Regions from separate parts of the Homo sapiens genome. Here regions 1, 2 and 3 are each linked to region 4. The links are chromatin contacts, found by Hi-C or POLR2A ChIA-PET in ENCODE. All regions are on one chromosome and are shown on one strand. Each heading gives the region's core, a stretch centred on a gene start or an enhancer-like site at or near the end of the contact. The rest is flanking DNA. Distances are from core to core; before and after follow the strand shown. Region 1 holds the start of KRTCAP2 (keratinocyte associated protein 2). Region 2 overlaps KCNN3 (potassium calcium-activated channel subfamily N member 3). Region 3 holds the start of SLC50A1 (solute carrier family 50 member 1). Region 4 holds the start of PMVK (phosphomevalonate kinase).

Evidence for each region. A loop is a pair of places that touch in the nucleus more often than their neighbours do. ChIA-PET counts read pairs that join two places held with the same protein, here RNA polymerase II (POLR2A). Pooled maps may share reads with other maps.
Region 1: a loop to region 4 is called in a map with no recorded cell type, with 7 times the contacts of the local background. The contact joins the promoter of KRTCAP2 here to the promoter of PMVK in region 4. A Hi-C loop is called at or near these places in 2 of 37 single-sample maps with no recorded cell type and 9 of 50 pooled maps. POLR2A ChIA-PET finds 5 or more read pairs at or near these places in 5 of 52 experiments (CD4-positive, alpha-beta memory T cell, SK-N-SH, activated B cell and 2 more).
Region 2: a loop to region 4 is called in a pooled map, with 4 times the contacts of the local background. The contact joins the enhancer-like site here to the promoter of PMVK in region 4. A Hi-C loop is called at or near these places in 14 of 37 single-sample maps with no recorded cell type and 13 of 50 pooled maps. POLR2A ChIA-PET finds 5 or more read pairs at or near these places in 6 of 52 experiments (RWPE1, WTC11, activated CD4-positive, alpha-beta T cell and 2 more).
Region 3: a map of ascending aorta shows a loop between it and region 4 (4-fold over the local background). The contact joins the promoter of SLC50A1 here to the promoter of PMVK in region 4. A Hi-C loop is called at or near these places in 1 of 168 maps with a recorded cell type or tissue (ascending aorta) and 14 of 50 pooled maps. POLR2A ChIA-PET finds 5 or more read pairs at or near these places in 4 of 52 experiments (Caco-2, HepG2, MCF 10A and 1 more).

Annotation. Positions count from the first base shown.
Region 1 is chr1:155,172,013-155,174,725 of GRCh38, forward strand. KRTCAP2 (keratinocyte associated protein 2) reads right to left here and starts at 1,292. Exons shown (of 5, transcript NM_173852.4): 1 at 1,209-1,292; 2 at 726-880; 3 at 553-616. The coding sequence starts at 1,212. It overlaps TRIM46 (tripartite motif containing 46), which reads left to right and starts at 1,837. Exons shown (of 10, transcript NM_025058.5): 1 at 1,837-2,017. The coding sequence starts at 1,955. RefSeq lists enhancers at 672-951, 1,055-1,563, 1,142-1,241, 1,442-1,491, 1,564-2,072 and silencers at 1,822-1,911, 2,081-2,375.
Region 2 is chr1:154,746,901-154,749,600 of GRCh38, forward strand. All of the region lies in intron 3 of KCNN3 (potassium calcium-activated channel subfamily N member 3), which reads right to left. Among named protein-coding and RNA genes, the nearest start is that of KCNN3, 120 kb to the right of the region's middle. RefSeq lists enhancers at 1,393-1,602, 2,498-2,700 and a silencer at 2,251-2,300. Within about 2 kb of position 1,256, at least 12 of the 41 ENCODE cell types and tissues checked have a DNase peak (open chromatin) inside an H3K27ac peak, as active enhancers do.
Region 3 is chr1:155,134,598-155,137,297 of GRCh38, forward strand. It overlaps SLC50A1 (solute carrier family 50 member 1), which reads left to right and starts at 1,255. Exons shown (of 6, transcript NM_018845.4): 1 at 1,255-1,394; 2 at 1,702-1,779; 3 at 2,231-2,354. The coding sequence starts at 1,315. EFNA1 (ephrin A1) reads left to right here. Exons shown (of 5, transcript NM_004428.3): 5 at 1-302. RefSeq lists an enhancer at 696-785 and a silencer at 1,056-1,295.
Region 4 is chr1:154,935,386-154,938,085 of GRCh38, forward strand. It overlaps PMVK (phosphomevalonate kinase), which reads right to left and starts at 1,334. Exons shown (of 5, transcript NM_006556.4): 1 at 1,206-1,334. The coding sequence starts at 1,300. RefSeq lists a silencer at 784-883 and enhancers at 840-1,782, 1,604-1,803, 1,783-2,700.

The DNA of each region.
Region 1 (2,713 bases), core at 42-2,541, 240 kb after region 4:
ATTCTCCATAAATAACTGAATCATCAATTCTTGATTACATGAGCAATTGAACAAGAATTATTCCAAACAGGAAATAATCTAACAGTTATTCTGATTTGGTCAGGATTCCTGCTGCCATAGATATTTGGTGCCTCTAGTATTTAGGCTCTTCACAATTCCCTCAAATAAGTAGAATTCTCTAATATTGAGTTAACTTCACATCAGAACTCCATAGTGAACTTGGTCCTGCTGCTTCTTCTGGTGGGAACAAGGACCGCCTCCCAGCGAATAGATGCAAAACATCAGCCCAAATTTGCCTGTTCCCCTCAAACCTTCCCTGGGAGCTGGCCAGAAGGTACCAAAGTTTCTTGCTTTCAAAGGCCTTCTCTTCCAGCTCCAACTCCAGGAGCTATACAAGGTGCAGAATCGAAAAGCGTCATCTGTCTTCAGACAGCTTCAGTAAATATATTTCTCCTTAACAACCTTTCACCTAAGCATCTGGAAATTCAATATCATGTTTCAGGAGGTTAAAGAGGAGAAAGTTCAAATACTCAAGCTCCAATATTCACTTACTCTCAGGGAAGATCTTTGCTTGGAATCCTTTGCCAAAGACAAGATTCTCCAGATTATTGAAGGCCTGGTTGAGGGAGTTAAGGAGTAGGGTGTGCAACGGGGACAGAGCTGTGTGGGGAAGGGGAAGGGCACATGCCTACGTGGCCCGCCCCCTCCAACTGCAGGGAGGATACAGTGAGCGAGAACACGAAGAGACCCGAACCAAGCAGGCCGCCCTGGATGGTGAGCCACTCGGTGGAGGCCAGCTGACGGCTGTACATCTGCATCCCAGCAAAGAGCAGCAGGGACAGGAGGGAGGAGAGCGCCAGCGAGGTGCCCGTACCCACCACTGGAGGGGATGGGAGAAGGGACGGAGAGTCAGGCTCCGCCCTCCCTCCGGCAAGCTACGGGCAGATCAGCCGGTCCGGAAGCTCGGTGGGCCGACCCCCTCCAAGAACTCCCGGGACTGCAGCCACACGCCCCAACTCCCCACACCGCGCGGCAACCCCTACGTATTCCCCAGCCCCGGACACCCCGAACCCTCCCGTCCGGTGGAAATGCCCGCTCCCGGTGGAACCCAGGACACGTCAGCTCTGTCGGGAGAGGACGAGGAAAGCTTGTCCACCCAAACCCCGACCCCCTCTAGGACTTCCTGGGGACCCCACCGGTCCTGTTACCCATCATGCCCCGCCCGTGAGTCCAACCGGCGCCTCTGGCCAAGAAAGGCGAGCTGAACCGGGTGCGGTTAGCTATGCGCATGCGTCAGCGCTTACCGCGGACTTGCTACTCCTCGCGTTCTCCTCTTTCTTCCTCTCAGTGCCTGGACGCAGCGCCCTCTTGCGACAGGGAGGAAATAATGCGTCGAGGGGGCATCCTCGGCCACCGCCCTGGTCCTCAGGCTTTCCTCGTACCTGGTGCGTCTGCTGCCACTCTGTACAAGGTGCACTTATCTCTTTAAGTCATTGGGCCCATGCCTGTGGCATCTATCCCATCTCTGTCTTCTTTGCCATTTCTTTCATCTCTAGTGCACGTTCCTCAAACCTCCCTGCCCCATGCCTCAACATCTCCCAACCTAAAATTTAGTGCTCCCAACCAGGAACTCATTTTCCTCCGAAACTAATCCCCCGCTTTATATGAGTAAAATTAGGAGCCAATGAAAAATGAGAATGTAAGAAATGGCTCCCCCGTCAAATACCTTTCCATATTCCCCAACCCCCCGACCGGCTTTCGAGAACCACGTGGGGAGAACTATTTCCCACCCCCTACCCCGACGGGCGCTGTTCGAGGCTGGTCCCGGGAGCATGCGCAGTGACACCTCAACCCCCAGCCCTCCTCACACCCCCACTGGGCTCCTGCATTAAGCCCGGGGTTCGCAGCCGCAGCCGGGATCGGGCACCCAGGGGCGGGCGGGCACGGTAGGGCCATGGCAGAGGGTGAGGATATGCAGACCTTCACTTCCATCATGGACGCACTGGTCCGCATCAGTGTGAGTTAAGGTGGGGTCGAGGGAAGGGGAGGGGGCGTATAGGGTTCTGGGGCAAGCTGGGACCTGGAACAGGTGGGGATCCAGGAAGATGCTGGGATGTAGACAGGGGGCTAGCGATGGCAGAAACGGCTGGGAGGGTCGGGATGCAGGTATGAGAGGGTAATCCCGGGAGCAGCCCGGAGGTGAGTGCCGTGAAGGCGTCGGTGTGCTGGAGCGTGAGGAGGAGCTAGGAGCAGCCCAGACGCAGCGGGTGGGCTGGGGTGGCCTCCAGCAGTGCACCGGGGCTGGGGCTTCAGGGGAAAGGCCCTGTTATGAGAAGAGGGACGTGTGAGCTTGGATATTTTCCAAGAAAACTGAGGACAGGTGGGGGATGATGTAGGAGCCGCCCCACAGTGCAGTTCCCAATTTGGACCCCTCCCCAAGACCCCACCCCACGCACCCCCACTCAGGGCTGCTTCCGAGCCTGCGGTTGTCATGGCAACCCGTGCCTGGCTCTCCCAGGGGCGGTGCCAACCGTGTTCCCCCCCACCACTTCCTCCCCCCCTCCTTGTTCCTCCCTCCTTTGTGTCAGCTGCGCCCCTGACCGGGATGGCTGCGAAGAGAGGGACCAAGGTGAGGTGTGGGGGTGGGGCATAGCCTGAGGACCCCCACTCTCGCCACCAAGAGGGGGAGGGGACTTCCGGTGGGGAGGGGGCG
Region 2 (2,700 bases), core at 6-2,505, 190 kb before region 4:
AACATCTGGAGTAGGTGCATGGGTCCCCCCAACGTGGGACATCTCTGGAGGGGTGGCAGGTAAACTAAGCTCAACCGATCCCCAACTCTGCTCATTACCTGCCCTCTCCCTGCTGCCCAGGTCCCCTGCAACCCCGGCCCTCTTCCTCCTGCACCTCCTATTCGTGGGCAGTCCCACCAGCTATCCAGCCAGCCACACTAGGACACCAGACACTGTTCCTGAGCTTCCTCCCCATCACTCCACATCCAGTGAGTCAGTCCGGTGGAGGTTGGCTCCTCTAGCTCTCTCAAAACTGCCCTTGCTCTTCATCCCAGCCACCACTGTACCCAGGGGTGGTGGGGGCAGCATTCTGTTACTACAGCAGCCTCCCCAGCTGGTGTCCCGTCTTCCCCTCAAATCCCCCTTCCACACTGCAGCCAGGGAAATCTTTCTGAAACTCCAGACCCTCCCCTGCTCCCAATCTACCAGTGGCTCCCCCTCTCCTAGGTGTGGGAAGAGGAGAGGGGACGTTCTCAGCCTCTGCACAGCGACACACTGGGGCAGACAAACAGTCTCTCTGGGGCTAATAGTAGTTGAAGGATTGACATTTGTGAACGATTTATTTTTTTTGTTATGGCAGTTTCAAGGCTATCCTGTGATAATATCACTCTCGCTATCTGGTACTCTGATTTGCTTTCTTCAGTGGAAAGGAAGGGCCGGGACTCCAGCTAGCCTGATGGAAATGATTTATAACCTGGGGCACACCCACAGCAGAAGTCGGCTGTCTGAATATCATCTCTCCTGCATCGCTGGAATCAAAGAAACAAGTACATAAATAAGGTTGGAAACTGTTGGCTGATAGAAGAGTCATTCCAAAATCCTTAGGCTGGTGAAAAAGGCCCGTGCCTGCTCCTGTAGCGTTGAGTGCACTGCCGCATCTTATGACACCCCAGCAAGCAACTGCTTATTCTCTCCTCCAATCCATGCTCCCCCACCTCCGAGCTTCCCTCATGCTGGCCCCTCTGCCCGGAGGCCCCTTAGGCCTAGGAAATCACCTCCTCCGGAAAGCCGTCCCGGATCAAGTGCCCTCTGTGGAGCCCCTTCTTCCCCATTCTCCCTCACTTCTCACCACCGGCTCTTGGCCATCTCCACCCCCAGCACCAGCCTCCATTGGTTGGTTGGTTTGTCGGTCGGCAGGTGCTGAGAAAGCTGGTCAGAGCTACTGAAGGAAGCTGTGAATGAACAAGGACTTAGGGGAAAGTGACGTTTAAACCTGGTCTCATCTCACTCCCTGCTGTGGGCCTCTGCTTTCTGTTTAAAGCCATTCTGGGTCTCTGCTTGCTCTCACAGCTGCTGTCTGTCTGTGGTTTTCATTGAGCTCCACCCGCCCGGGGCCCTCAGTCTGCCGCCCGCGCCTGCAAGCTTTCTCTCTCCTGGTTGAGCCTTTCCCGACATCTGCCATCAGTCACAGAGCGTGACTTGGAAGCAAAGGGGCTTCACAGTTCATCGTTTTTTATATACAGAGAGAAGAACAACAGTAGTTGGGATTCTTGCAAAATACTTCCTCAAAGATCTTAGAGATGATCTACTTCTCATTTCATTTTATTTCTGGGGCTATCTCTGTGTGGTAGGTAAGACTGGATGCTAATCTTATTTGAAGAGATAACAATAATCACTATCATTTCTCAAGTGCCAATCACGTGCCATGTGGGCCAAAGCTTTATGCGCATTACTGAATTTAATCCTCAAAAAACAAGACTCATAACTGTCACTTCCTATTTTACTGAATTGGAAAATTAGACCAGGTGCAGTGGCTCATGCCTGTAATCCAAGCACTTTGGGAGGCTGAGACAGAAGGATCCCTTGAGCCCAGGATTTCAAGACCAGACTGGGCAACATAGTGAGATGCTGTCTCTACAAAAAATGAATAAAATTAGCAGGGCATGGTGGTACGTGTCTATAGTCCCAGCTATTCTGGAGGCTGAGGTGGGAGGATCACTTGATTAATTACTAGATTAGGAAACTTGCACAAAATAAAACATCAATTGAGTGGCAGGGCCCGAGTGTGTGCTTGGACTTGCCTGCATCCACAGCCCTGTCTTTGACCATATTGCACCTTGGAGGAGCCCTGTCTTTGACCATATTACACCTTGGAGGAGGTGGAGACCTAAAAAGGGAGGTGAGATGAGTGGAGAGACTGGTGGGGATTCTCTCTCTCTCAGGTATCTCATCCTGGATCTGTGTTATAATGAGCCATGCTTCCCAGGAGAGTAAGACAGAGCCAGGGCTGCCCTGTTCAGCAGCATAGGTTGCGCACTGTGCAACTCCAAGGAGTGCCAGTCACGAAGACTTCAATGTGAATGGCACCCCCTGGAGGGAAGTGCTGCATAGGCAGTGCTCCTGGCAAGAGCCCTAAAGAAAAGACGGGTGTCTTGCTCTTCTCAGTTATGCTTTCCAAAGATAATTAAAGGCAGGCAGCTCCCCAGGCAAGCAAATGTTGTGGAAGGCACACAAAGCTGCAGCCTCACCTAGGCAGGGTTAGTGTGGGAAGGACGTGGGAATCACCCTGTGACCAAGAACAAAGAGGAACAGCACAGAACAAGTACCCTGGGAAGGAATTTTCTTGTTTTTGTTTCCCAGAGCAGTGGGGTTCCCAGGGCAGGACGTGGGAGCTCTGGTTGGGCGTCTTTCCCTGCCACAGAGAAGACAGGGTGCCAAGGA
Region 3 (2,700 bases), core at 5-2,504, 200 kb after region 4:
CCAGGTACTGCATTCTCTCCCATCCTGGGGCAGCACTCCCCAGAGCTGTGCCAGCAGGGGGGCTGTGCCAACCTGTTCTTAGAGTGTAGCTGTAAGGGCAGTGCCCATGTGTACATTCTGCCTAGAGTGTAGCCTAAAGGGCAGGGCCCACGTGTATAGTATCTGTATATAAGTTGCTGTGTGTCTGTCCTGATTTCTACAACTGGAGTTTTTTTATACAATGTTCTTTGTCTCAAAATAAAGCAATGTGTTTTTTCGGACATGCTTTTCTGCCACTCCATATTAAAACATATGACCATTGAGTCCCTGCTAAGTGCGAGGCTCTCTGTGCTACAACAGTAGCAACTGGGTTTGAATTTCTTTCTCTCCAAAGAATGTGTGCCCCTCACGAGGCCAAAAGGGTGGGATGTTTCCTCCTCTGAGGGCTGTCCAGGACCGGAGTGCTCCTGACAGCTGTCTCTCGGGTTCTGAGCTGCACTCCACTCTGGAAGTTCTTCCTATCCGACCTCTACCCCACTCCCACTCCGTCACCGCAGGGCTTTGGCATACTACCATTCAGGTACTCACGCTGTTTCGGTGAGTCAGGGAAGCTGGGAACGCCAGCTGAGGCATGCGGCCCCGCCCCACAGCCACACTAGCAGAGACGTGTGGGAGGCTGGGAGGGAAAGTTCCCAGTAACAAGTGGGTTGGACCGGGGGTCAGTGATAGAGGCGTCAGTGGATTGGCCACGTCATGTAAAGTTGACCCGAGAGGGAGGGCAAAAGAGGAAGGCTTGGTGATTCCTGGTAATGTGTTATTTTGAGAAAAAGCTTCGGCAGCACACTCCAGAAAAAAACTTCCCAAACCCTGGGCAACTGAGGTTCTGATGTGGAGCTCTGGATGGAAAGCGTGCTGAAGTCTTGTTAAACTAGCAAGCTTTTGTTTGGAGGTCCACCGCCGAAGGCGCACAGGCCTGTGGGAACACGAGCGTTGAGACTGGGGGCGTCTAGATGATCCAAGGGGTAGGCAGAGTGTGAGCAGCGGCAGGTATCGGGGACACACCCGCGGAGCCCTAGGAAGGGGACTGACCGGGACATGGAAGAGGTCTGGACCAGGGTACTGGGAAGGCGCTCGGAGGAGAGGGGCGCGAGTTCCGGTTCGGCGTCGGAGGGAGGGTGGGGCTTCGGCGCAGTTTCCGGAGGGACGGCCCGAGCGTGCGGGGGCGGAGCCGAGTGCGCGGGGCGGGGCTCCAGAGCCGCAGGTCTGGGCTGCAGTAGGTCCCGGCAACCGCAGGCTCGCGGCGGGCGCTGGGCGCGGGATCCGACTCTAGTCGTAATGGAGGCGGGCGGCTTTCTGGACTCGCTCATTTACGGAGCATGCGTGGTCTTCACCCTTGGCATGTTCTCCGCCGGCCTGTGAGAGTGCGGCCGGGCTGGGTTGGGGAGGACTAGGCAGTCAGGAAAGGAGAGAGAGGGGACAGAGACGTGGCCACAGCACCTGGCTCGTCCGGAACCGGGATCAAAGTGGGATCGGGTCGAGGGGACCGGGGTACAAGGGCGAGGCTGGTCACTAGGCCTGAAGGAGAAGGCAGGATAGCTGGCGGGGGGGAGAGGGGGCGGGGTCTGCGGTGGTCCGGAAAGGATGACAGGCATTGGGCATCCCCCTCTAGCACTCTGCTTCTCCCTTCCCACCCCCACCCCTCCCTTCGGGGCCCCATTACAGCTCGGACCTCAGGCACATGCGAATGACCCGGAGTGTGGACAACGTCCAGTTCCTGCCCTTTCTCACCACGGAAGTCAAGTGAGGGGCCGACGGCTGCGGTAGTGGGAAAGGCTACCAGAGGGAGGTGGGGGCGGGGCAGGAGGAGCAAGAGTGAAAGAGGTTTGGCCGGGCGCGGTGGCTCACGCCTGTAATCCCTGCACTTTGGGAGGCCGAGACGGGCGGATCACGAGGTCAGGAGATCCAGACCATCCTGGCTAACACGGTGAAACCCCGTCTCTACTAAAAATACAAAAAATTAGCCGGGCGTGGTGCCGGGCGCCTGTAGTCCCAGCTACTCGGGAGGCTGAGGCAGGAGAATGGCGTGAACCCAGGAGGCGGAGCTTGCAGTGAGCCGAGATCGTGCCACCGCACTCCAGCCTGGGCGACAGAGCGAGACTACGTCTCAAAAAAAAAAAAAGAGTGAAAGACCCTTTGGGTCCTCCTCTCACACTGAACCCTTTGAGCCATGTCCATCCCCTCCACCCTGCAGCAACCTGGGCTGGCTGAGTTATGGGGCTTTGAAGGGAGACGGGATCCTCATCGTCGTCAACACAGTGGGTGCTGCGCTTCAGACCCTGTATATCTTGGCATATCTGCATTACTGCCCTCGGAAGGTAGAGGCCCTCCCTTGGACCCACCTATCTGCTGCACGCCCTGCCTTGCTGGCAGGGCAAACACTATTTCCTAGAAGACTGTAACAGCTGGCACTGCCACCTTTTCCAGGAAGGCCTCTCCAGCCTTGCAGGTCCCCTTCCTCTATGAAGCCAGCCTTCTGAGATGAACACATTGCCCCCATTTAGGCAAGGCTGGTAGCTCTGCCTAGCCTGAGATGCCTATGCTGCCTGCCCTGGGCTTCAGCCAACAAGCTAAGGGGAAAGGGCTTTTGTCTCTGATATTTCTTTCAGAGCCAGGGCCTGTGGGTGAGAATGAGATGATTAGCTCTGCGTCCCTGCTAAATCA
Region 4 (2,700 bases), core at 84-2,583:
ACTTTCTCCCCAACCTCTGCTCTCCTAGCCCAGGTCTCAGCAAAATGCTCCTGCACAGAAGATCTTGCTTTGACAGAAAACACTGTGCAAAAGGTATTATTATTTGGGGAGGCAGCCAGATAAAACAGAAAGAAACCAGTCCTTGGCGCAAGATAAAGTTGAATTTGTTTGGGTTTTTTTTCTTTTTGTTTCAATTATATATTAATTGCTGAGATGCCCATCATGAACCACAAAGCTGAATTTGAATCCTGGATTTGCCACTTACTTTGTGACCAGCAAGGGTTTTTTGTTGTTAACTTCGTATGTTATTTTATTTTATTTTACTTCGAGACAGGGTCTCAGGCTCTGCTGCAAGGACTGGAGGACAGTAGCATGATTACAATTCACTGTAGCCCCCAGGTTCAAGCGATCCTCCCACCTCAGCCTCCTGAGTAGCTTGGACTAGAGGTGCTCGCCATCGCACTAGGCTAACTTTTCCATTTTTTTGTAGAGACTAGGGTCTTACTGTGTTGCCCAGGCTGGTCTCCACTACTGGGCTCTCAAGCCATCCTCGCACCTCTGTCTCCCAAAGTGCTGGGGTGACAGACATGACCACCACACCCGGCCTGTTTAACTTTTTAAGAGCCTCAGTTTCTTCACCTGTGAAATGGAGATGCTAATAATGGCACACAGTACCTAACAAAGAGGTGAAGAGGGTTTTTTGTTTTGTTTTTTTAAGACAGGGTCTCGCTCTGTCGCCCAGGCTGGAGTGCAGTGGCCAATCTCGCCTCACTGCAACCTCCGCCTCCCGGGCTCAAGCGATTCTTCTACCTCAGGCTCCTGAATAGCTGGGACCACAGGCACGCGTCACCACGCCCAGCTACTTTTTGGATTTTTCGTAGAGGCGGGGTCTCGCCATGTTGCCCAGGCTGGTATCCAACGCCTGGTATATAGAAAGTGCCTTCGTAGGAACCATTATTAATGCTTCTCAGAGAGACCTGCAGCTGAAGGTCTTTGGAGAGGTGGTCACCTGCTTCTTTGAGGCTCGCCTGTGTAGACTACTGTTTTATGTAATGGTGGCATTCCACCTTCCCCAGCCCAGTGCTCCTCCTGCCTTGCAAACGGACGACCCGTACTCCAAAGCTCACTCCGTGACACCCAAAAGCACTCCTCGTGTCACGTGATGCGGAGAGCTCCCCCTTCCACCTTTCCCGCCTCACGGACACCTGCTCTGCAGCGCCTCGGTCACGAAGTCCTTCCCGGATTTCCTCTTGCCGCTGAACAGCAGTACCAGCCGCGGGGCGCCTCCCAGCGGGGCCATGGGGCCGCCACGCCTCGCGATGCCTGAAGCTGACACTTCTCCCTACCCCTAAAATCGGGACACCGCGCGGAATGGACGCGGCCACTAAGCGGAGCGGCAACAAGGAACAATCGCGCCCCTCCTCGCCGTAGCTGCGAACAGGGCTGACCGCCCGCGACCGTGCCCTCAGCTCATGTCCAAACAGATATGGGGAGAAAAGGGTGAGACACGCGGAGAGAAAGGCGGTTCCTTCACAGAGCAGCCTCCCCTCGTGAAGCTCCCCCACCCGAACTCACTTAGAACAGTCCAGCCCCGCCCAGAACCTTCGCTCACAGCCTGGCCTGCTTAACTGACACCCGGGGAGGAACCGGACGCGACTACCTTCCTCCGAGGGGGGTGACGTCTGAAATTTCCTGAGGTGAACCCCATGTTCCCTTCCGCGCAGCCCTAAAACTTTAGGAAAAAAAATCTCTGGAGTGAGATCACGTTGGAGACGTTTTGGAAACTGCCCTTTTGCCTGTGCGTTATAGTACATGTGCCACAGCAAATCTGCGCGCGCCCCAGAGTGGGAATGGGTCTTCCTGGGGGCGTAAGGCAGCCCTGACGCGAGCGGCGTGTCTGGCCACGTCATGTCGGGGGAGGAGCAGAATCGCGCACACGATATTTCATTGTCAAGCAGATTTTATAACCCGAGACGTCACTAAGATGTGGCCCTTTAAGCCCGGCGAGAAACCTTTGATTGCTTTTCTAGCCGCAGCCTCCGGCCCAAAGGTTTTCGGAAGCAAACGGCGTGGGTGACATCAATAGTAAGGGAGCGTTGAATCCCTAGATGAGATTGCCTGGTTTCATCCGAAGTCTGGCTCCCAGCCAGAAGTTTGAGAGGCAGGATAAGAATAATCTGTCCTTTCCCTGCATCCCCGGTTCTGCCTCTTCCCGCAGTAGGTGACGGGTTGCCCCAGCTGAGTACGTCGAGTTGTTTTTGGCTATGACTTGCCGTCCTGCATTTTTCTGAGCATGTCAGAACAGAGCCTGCAACTCATTACTGCCTCCACTAGAGAAAAAGTGTAGTGTGGAGACTTAGGGAGAAACCATTAATTTCCTGAATGTTGAAAAGAGGCACAGGAGAGTGGTCAGATGCAAAAAGAACAGACTTAAGGAGGTGGTTTTTTGTTTTTTGGGGTTTTTTTTGTTTTTTTTCAGCAACCCAGAAAACACTGCACTCATCAACGCCCTAGAAGGCAGCACAGAGTGGATTTTCAGTCCCAGCTTGGACACTTAGCAAGTCACTCTGAGTTTACCACTGATAAGGCCCACTTCCCAGGGTTATAATAAGAAAGGAATGAAGAAAATATATGACAAGGTACAATAAAATACTTTGTAAGTTCTCAAGTATCATCCAGATGTAAGGGGTTGTTATTTAT